2 separate regions of the Mus musculus genome follow, and region 1 is linked to region 2. A link is a loop called in an ENCODE intact Hi-C map of the cell type or tissue named here. Cell type or tissue: heart. All regions are shown on one strand. Links, peaks and the distances in the headings refer to the core of each region. The heading gives the core; the rest is flanking DNA. Region 1 has its middle 33 kb from the start of Gm32441. Region 2 has its middle 11 kb from the start of Gm32492.

The links. Hi-C counts contacts between places; a loop is a spot of excess contacts. Peaks named below come from ENCODE experiments on the same cell type or tissue, not always from the same donor. Only the 100,000 strongest peaks of a DNase experiment are listed, where the experiment ranks them.
Region 1: a loop joins it to region 2, with 2.1 times the contacts of the local background. A loop is called at or near these places in 6 of 42 quality-filtered maps.

What each region holds. Positions count from the first base shown.
Region 1 is chr19:56,630,106-56,633,010 of GRCm38, reverse strand. No RefSeq gene overlaps it. Among named protein-coding and RNA genes, the nearest start is that of Gm32441, 33 kb to the left of the region's middle. In heart, for the core only: no CTCF peak of the experiment used is centred there; DNase peaks (open chromatin) are centred at 1,200 and 1,770; H3K27ac peaks cover 841 bases.
Region 2 is chr19:56,678,860-56,681,764 of GRCm38, reverse strand. No RefSeq gene overlaps it. Among named protein-coding and RNA genes, the nearest start is that of Gm32492, 11 kb to the right of the region's middle. In heart, for the core only: no CTCF peak of the experiment used is centred there; a DNase peak (open chromatin) is centred at 1,654; H3K27ac peaks cover 1,429 bases.

The DNA of each region.
Region 1 (2,905 bases), core at 214-2,713, 49 kb after region 2:
ATGGTAGAGGTAATGCAGAATGTGGGAACTGTTGAAGTTCACTACAAAAGATGGAAGGACTCTGAGCCACTTTGTGGATGCTAAAACTCCAATCCAGGGAACTAGGCTTCTCAAAGCCCTGTAGTTACTAGTGAGGATTGATGCTGGTGTCCCAAGTTCTACTCTGAAAAAAATCTCTCTTGAGTATCAAGCTATGGCAAAACATGGGAGTATATGCCCTTCCTAAATGCTCCCACCAGGGCTATACCTAACACAGCTGCTGATCAATGGGTTCCAGGCACCGTGTTGATAACGTCTGAACTAAGGTTTATAAGGGAGATGCTACGGCATCTTGACATTTAATATTTCTGTATCAGTGTAAAGATGATTAGTGGGTTCTTTTACTTGCTGGGAAGGAGGGTCACTTTAAGTCGTTAAGGCGCAGGGCATATTTTGCATCTCTCTCCTGTCTTAGTTTGGGTTGACCACATTCAGGTGCATGCTACCTAACCACATGTGGCAAGTGGCTTCTGTGTTGAATGTGAGAATTCTCCATAGCAGAACTTATCTCAGCTAGATCTCCGCCAAAGCAGATGTCCCTTAGAATAGAGAGGATGCCCTGGGTGGCTGAAGGGATGGAGCAGTGGGTAACGAGAGCAGGAACTTGAGTTCCTATCCCTAGATGAGGTGGCTAGCGCTGTAACCTCGGTGCTGGGAGAGGAGACAGGGGGACTGTCTGAGCTCATGGCCGGCTAGCCAGCCTAGCCAAACTCATGAGCTTCATGTTTAGTGAGAGACTCTGCCTCAAAACGTAGGTGAAGAATGACAGAGGAAGCGGCCTGACGACAGCCTCTGGCCTCTAAATAGTAGTTCATAGCTATCCTCGGACTCCCTCAGATGGTCCCACAGCTTAGCCATATCTGGAAGCTGTTACAATTTTGGTGACTAACCAGGGGGTGTAGGGATGGGGGTAGGCCTAAAAGGGGGAGGGGGAGATAGGCCTAAGCTTGGGGGGGGGGGGGTAATTGGCTGAGACATAAACATAAACTAGTCACGGCTGGACAAGTTTACAGACTTGCCTGGTGGTTTGACTTCTCGTACTATTCCAGAACTTCACCTACCATTGACCTTGTAGCCACTACCTGAAGGCTGTCCAGCACACTGCACCCCACCCGCGGCTGCCCATTAATCACGGGCCAAAGAGGCTTTGCCTGGCAGAGGCAGCTACAGGGTTCTGGAACAGGATGCAGCCATTGGCAGACGGGTTCTCTTATCAGGACCTCGCAGTCAGAGAAAAGGCTCCTGTCTGTGGAGAGGGTGGCTTTTGTTTGCTTTCTCTTTTAGCTAAAGGGAATTCCTGGGGAAAAGGGATGCCAGAGAAAAGGAAATGCTTGCCAATAAGAAAAATCCTTCCCAGCCGGACTCCTGCCCCACCCGAAGGACAGCCCCAGCTTCAAAGGGTTCAGCAAGTGTTCCTCACGCTCGGGGTCAGCTCCAGTCCAAGGGAGCTTGCTCGCCCTTTCTTGCAGAGGTCTGCTCCTGGTTTCCTCCGGCTGCCAGGGCTGCATTTTAGATCAAGGAAGCCCAGGAACGCAGACACTCAGTCCTTCTTGCGTTTTTCTAAGGGTTGAGGCCTAGAAGGACCAAGGAAACTAGAAGAGGCCTAGTGACCTCCCTGTCCAAGAGGAGGAAGGTGCCAAAGTCAGAGAGTTGTGCCCCAAGCTGCACAGTGAGATTGAAAGACAAGCTGGGAACAGACTGTGTCTCTGCCTGGCAGCTGGCCTCCAGTTCTCCAAACTTGCGTCGTGCCTGTGTGCTTGCTTTGCTGTTGAGATGTCGCTGTCTGTTGGTGGGTGTTGCAAGTGGAGGTTTCTGAGAGAGGGTTGTGCATTGGATCGTATCCAAGGCCACTGAAGAGGCACTGCTTGGTTTGTACATCAACTTGACACAAGCTAAAGGCATCTGAGAGGAGCAAACCTCAGTTAAAGAAAATGCCTCCATAAGATCCAGCTTTAAGGCATTTTCTTAATTAGTGATTGATGGGGAAGGGCCCAGCCCACTGTGGGTCTCATCGTCCCTGGGTTGGTGGTCCTGGGTTCTATGAGAAAGCAGGCTGAGCAAACCATGAGGAACAAGCCAGTAAGCAGCATCCCTCCACGGCCTCTGCTTCATCTCCTGCCCCCAGGTTCCTGACCTGTTTGAGTTCCAGTCTTGACTTCCTTCAATGATGGACTTCAGTGTGGAAATAGAAGCCAAATAAACCGTTTCCTTCTTAGCCTGCTTTTGGCTGCAGTGCTTCATCGCTGCAATGAACACCCTAAGACAGTCTCTCTATATATTTCAGGCTAGTTCCAAATGGTCATCCTCCTGCCTCTGTCATTCTAGTGCCATTATGCCCAGGTCTTGAGGACCAGAAATGTTGAGTCCTGTCGTGTCAAGCATGATGGGAGATACACTAAATGAATGTGCCATCTGGTAGGAATCCAGTTCTAAATATTAGGTCTTTACAAAAAGAGACACCTGGAAAAAAATGTAGTCTTATTGAGGTATAACCTACACGGCTGCATAATAACTTTCTAAGGAGGTCAGAGGGCCTGGGTAGTGGAGGCACCCGCTAAGACCTGCCCAGAGGCTGGAGAAGGAATGCTGTTTGCTCACAGAGAGTTCCTTGGAAGTGAGTGGGGAACTGTGGGCAGGAGAAGTCACACCCAAAGCTGTCCTCTGACCACCAAAGTATGTGCATAAATTCTCTCTCTCTCTCTTTCTGTCTCACACACACACACACACACACACACACACACACACACACACTACACTGCAAATCAAAACAAAATAAAACACCAACAGCCTATTCTGAAGTCTGTTTCCCAGAAACATTACCACTAATAGGGCCTCTACCTGGTCCTCATGTGAGATTCCTCAAGAC
Region 2 (2,905 bases), core at 201-2,700:
GAGGATGCCACAGTGACCAGCTGAACTGAAGTTCTGGTATACGGGTTCTCCCATTCTAGGGGAGAAGGAAACTTTAGTCAGGGAAGCTGGGAACTGGGTGTGCTAGAGGGTGGGGGATGAAGAGAAAGAAGAGGGAAGTTATAAGGCCCCTGCTGAATCTTCTAGTCAGATAAAACAGCCAGTTCTTCTGAAGTGGGCCCATCTTCCACCTGTAAGTAGAAGGGAAATCATCAGGGGAGGCGGTTAAGGCAGCAAAAGAGGGAAGTCCCAGGTTGGGGATGCAGATGAGATCACTCAGTGGGTTCACATTGGGTGAGAGGTAGGAAGTAGCTGGGAGACTGGTGAGCTAAGCTGACCCTGTGTCTGGACACCACGGAGTCCTAGTGTTAGCTGTGGGAGAAAGGTGGACCCGCTCTTCAGCTCAGAGGAGGAAGCACCGCAGGGAATACTCCCCCATCATGTACAATATTTAATGACGGGTGTTAGATGAGGCCAGCCAGAGAGCTGTTAGAGCTGTGAAGAGCAGATGCAAACGGCTGTGGTGAAGACTGTTAGCACTAGGCGGAGAGGAAGCGCGGACCAGAGAAAGGATCCCGTCCAGCTTTGCCTGAACCTGAGCTTGTGTGCAGTTACTTCCGGGTGCATGGGTAACTCAAAGGCCCCTAGACCTTTTGGGAAGTGTGATGGTTTGCCTATGCTTGACCCAGGGTGGCACTTTTAGAAGGTGTGGCCCTGTTGGAATAGGTATGTCACAGTGGGCGTGGGTTTTAAGACCTTCACCCTAGCTGCCTGGAAGGCAGTATTTTCCTAGCAGCCTCCAGATGAAGATGTAGAACTCTCAGCTCCTCCTGCACCATGCCTGCCTGGATGCTGCCCTGCTTCCACCTTGGTGATAATGGACTGAACCTGTGAACCTGTAAGCCAGCCTCGATGAAATGTTGTCCAATTAGAGAGTTGCCTCGGTCGTGGTGTCTGTTCACAGCAGGAAAACCCTATCTAAAACAGGAAGTCTCTTGGGCAGCTTATGAATAGCTATGCCGCTGAAGAGCCCCATCTGTGGCGTGGATGAATCATGAAAAGATGTAGCACTAAAGACTCTTTGGGGTCCCAATCCCCAGTCCACGTATTAGGTCTTACATGACCTGGGTAAGGGTTGGGTTCATGTGGGGATCTGTAAAGGCTCATTAGCCTAGCAGTCCTCTCTCCACCCGTAAGGGAATGTTGATAGGCTGGTCCTGGTGAGTGTCTCCTGTGGGTGATCACAGATGCTCTCATTCAAGGCAGCCTGGAGGAAACAGCCTACAACAGCTGCAAGAGATGATCATGTGCAGGGGCGACAGATATCTGCAGTCCTTCCTGTCTCTGCTCCCTTCATTCCAGAGGGCCCGTCCCTGGGACAACGGCTGCTCAGTGAAATGCGGTGCCCAGGGGAGTCATTCAGGAGATATCTGATTCATATGACACACGCATGCATGTGAGAAGATCTGTCTGTGGTCCTAAGCAAGCGTCAGGTGTGTGGATGTAGCTGACAAAGCCCTGGAAGCCCTTGGAGACTTTCAGCATGCTTAGCTGTAGGTGAGAGCCAAGTCTGTTCCTGGAACTTTGGAGCTGATGTTGGCAGAGGCTGCTGCTTTGTACAATGAGGCACTTTAAGGTCACCGTCAGCTTCAGGTTTGTGTGTGGTGAGAGTTACCATTGCCGGCTCACAGATAGCTAGGTGCTGTCAGCAGGACTTTCACAGGCCTGCTCTCTGTGTGCCAGGAGATGGGAGAGGACCCACAGTGTTAACTGATTTCTACCATGTAAATACCTCGCCGTGGCTAACTTGTAACAGTTTAACCACTGACTCTCAGAGGTGTTGCAGTTTCAGGGAACATTTAGCGGCTGGCTCCCATACACCAGCCTACTTCTTTCTGTCAGGAAGGCCAGGCGATAGTTCTGCAGGCCTAATTCCTGTGGCTTCTCAGCTTTTCCTCACTCCCTGTGTTCATGCTTACACTTCACAAAGGAGATGGCCGCATGCCCGGGACCATGAGTTTTCTCTCCACTGTTTGAGTTTTTCCTCTGTTATAGTCTTTCAACCATGGCCCTCGGCTGAATTGAGTAGTTGACCTTGTGACTCTCCACTGACTGGCTCTTACTTACGGTGGACGGTAGCTCTCCATAAGAGTCTCCTTGTTCTGAATCCTTCTGAATTTGGTGTTCTCCATAGAAAGGATGTCACTACAGTGTCCCCCGAGAACTTAGGAAACGGATGGTTATAATTTCACCATCCAAACGCTGTGGGGACAGAGAGGTAGTGAACGCTGAGTCAGAACAGGTCAGGTTAGTGTAGGTCTGCACACCGGATGAGGAGCCGCAGCCTGTGCTGATCCACAAGCCACACACCTTTCAAAGTCTGGGGCTACAGGGCCACTTCCTGTCTCGTTTTCATTTGCCACTTTGTTCCAAAGGAAATCTCATTCTCAAAGCACATTAATAATGAGCAAAATGCCATGGTCCTTCATCAGGGTCGTACTTCGAAACAAAGGCAGACCTTACACATTTATGTATTGAAGTCTGTGCATTATATTCCCAGCCCTGCTCTGGCCCTCCCCGGCCCCAACAAAATACCATCCATTCCTAAAAGTAGAAATGAGAAATTGAACATCCTTTAGGCCTTGTTTCTTCTCAGGGGCTGCACAGGCCACTCTGCCATGTTGACTCCCTGCATCAGGAGCCCAGAAGTCTTTTTCCACATGCAGTTGACGTGTGCCTTCTGCAAGTCCCCTGCAGTCCTTTGTGTTCACGTCCATCTTCAAACCTGGCTAGAGTAGCTCAGGTGGGTCCTGTGGAGGAGCCAGACACAGCTGCCTAACATACAACCACCCTTAGGTCCAGGGACAGGAGCCATTTTGTGGCCAGT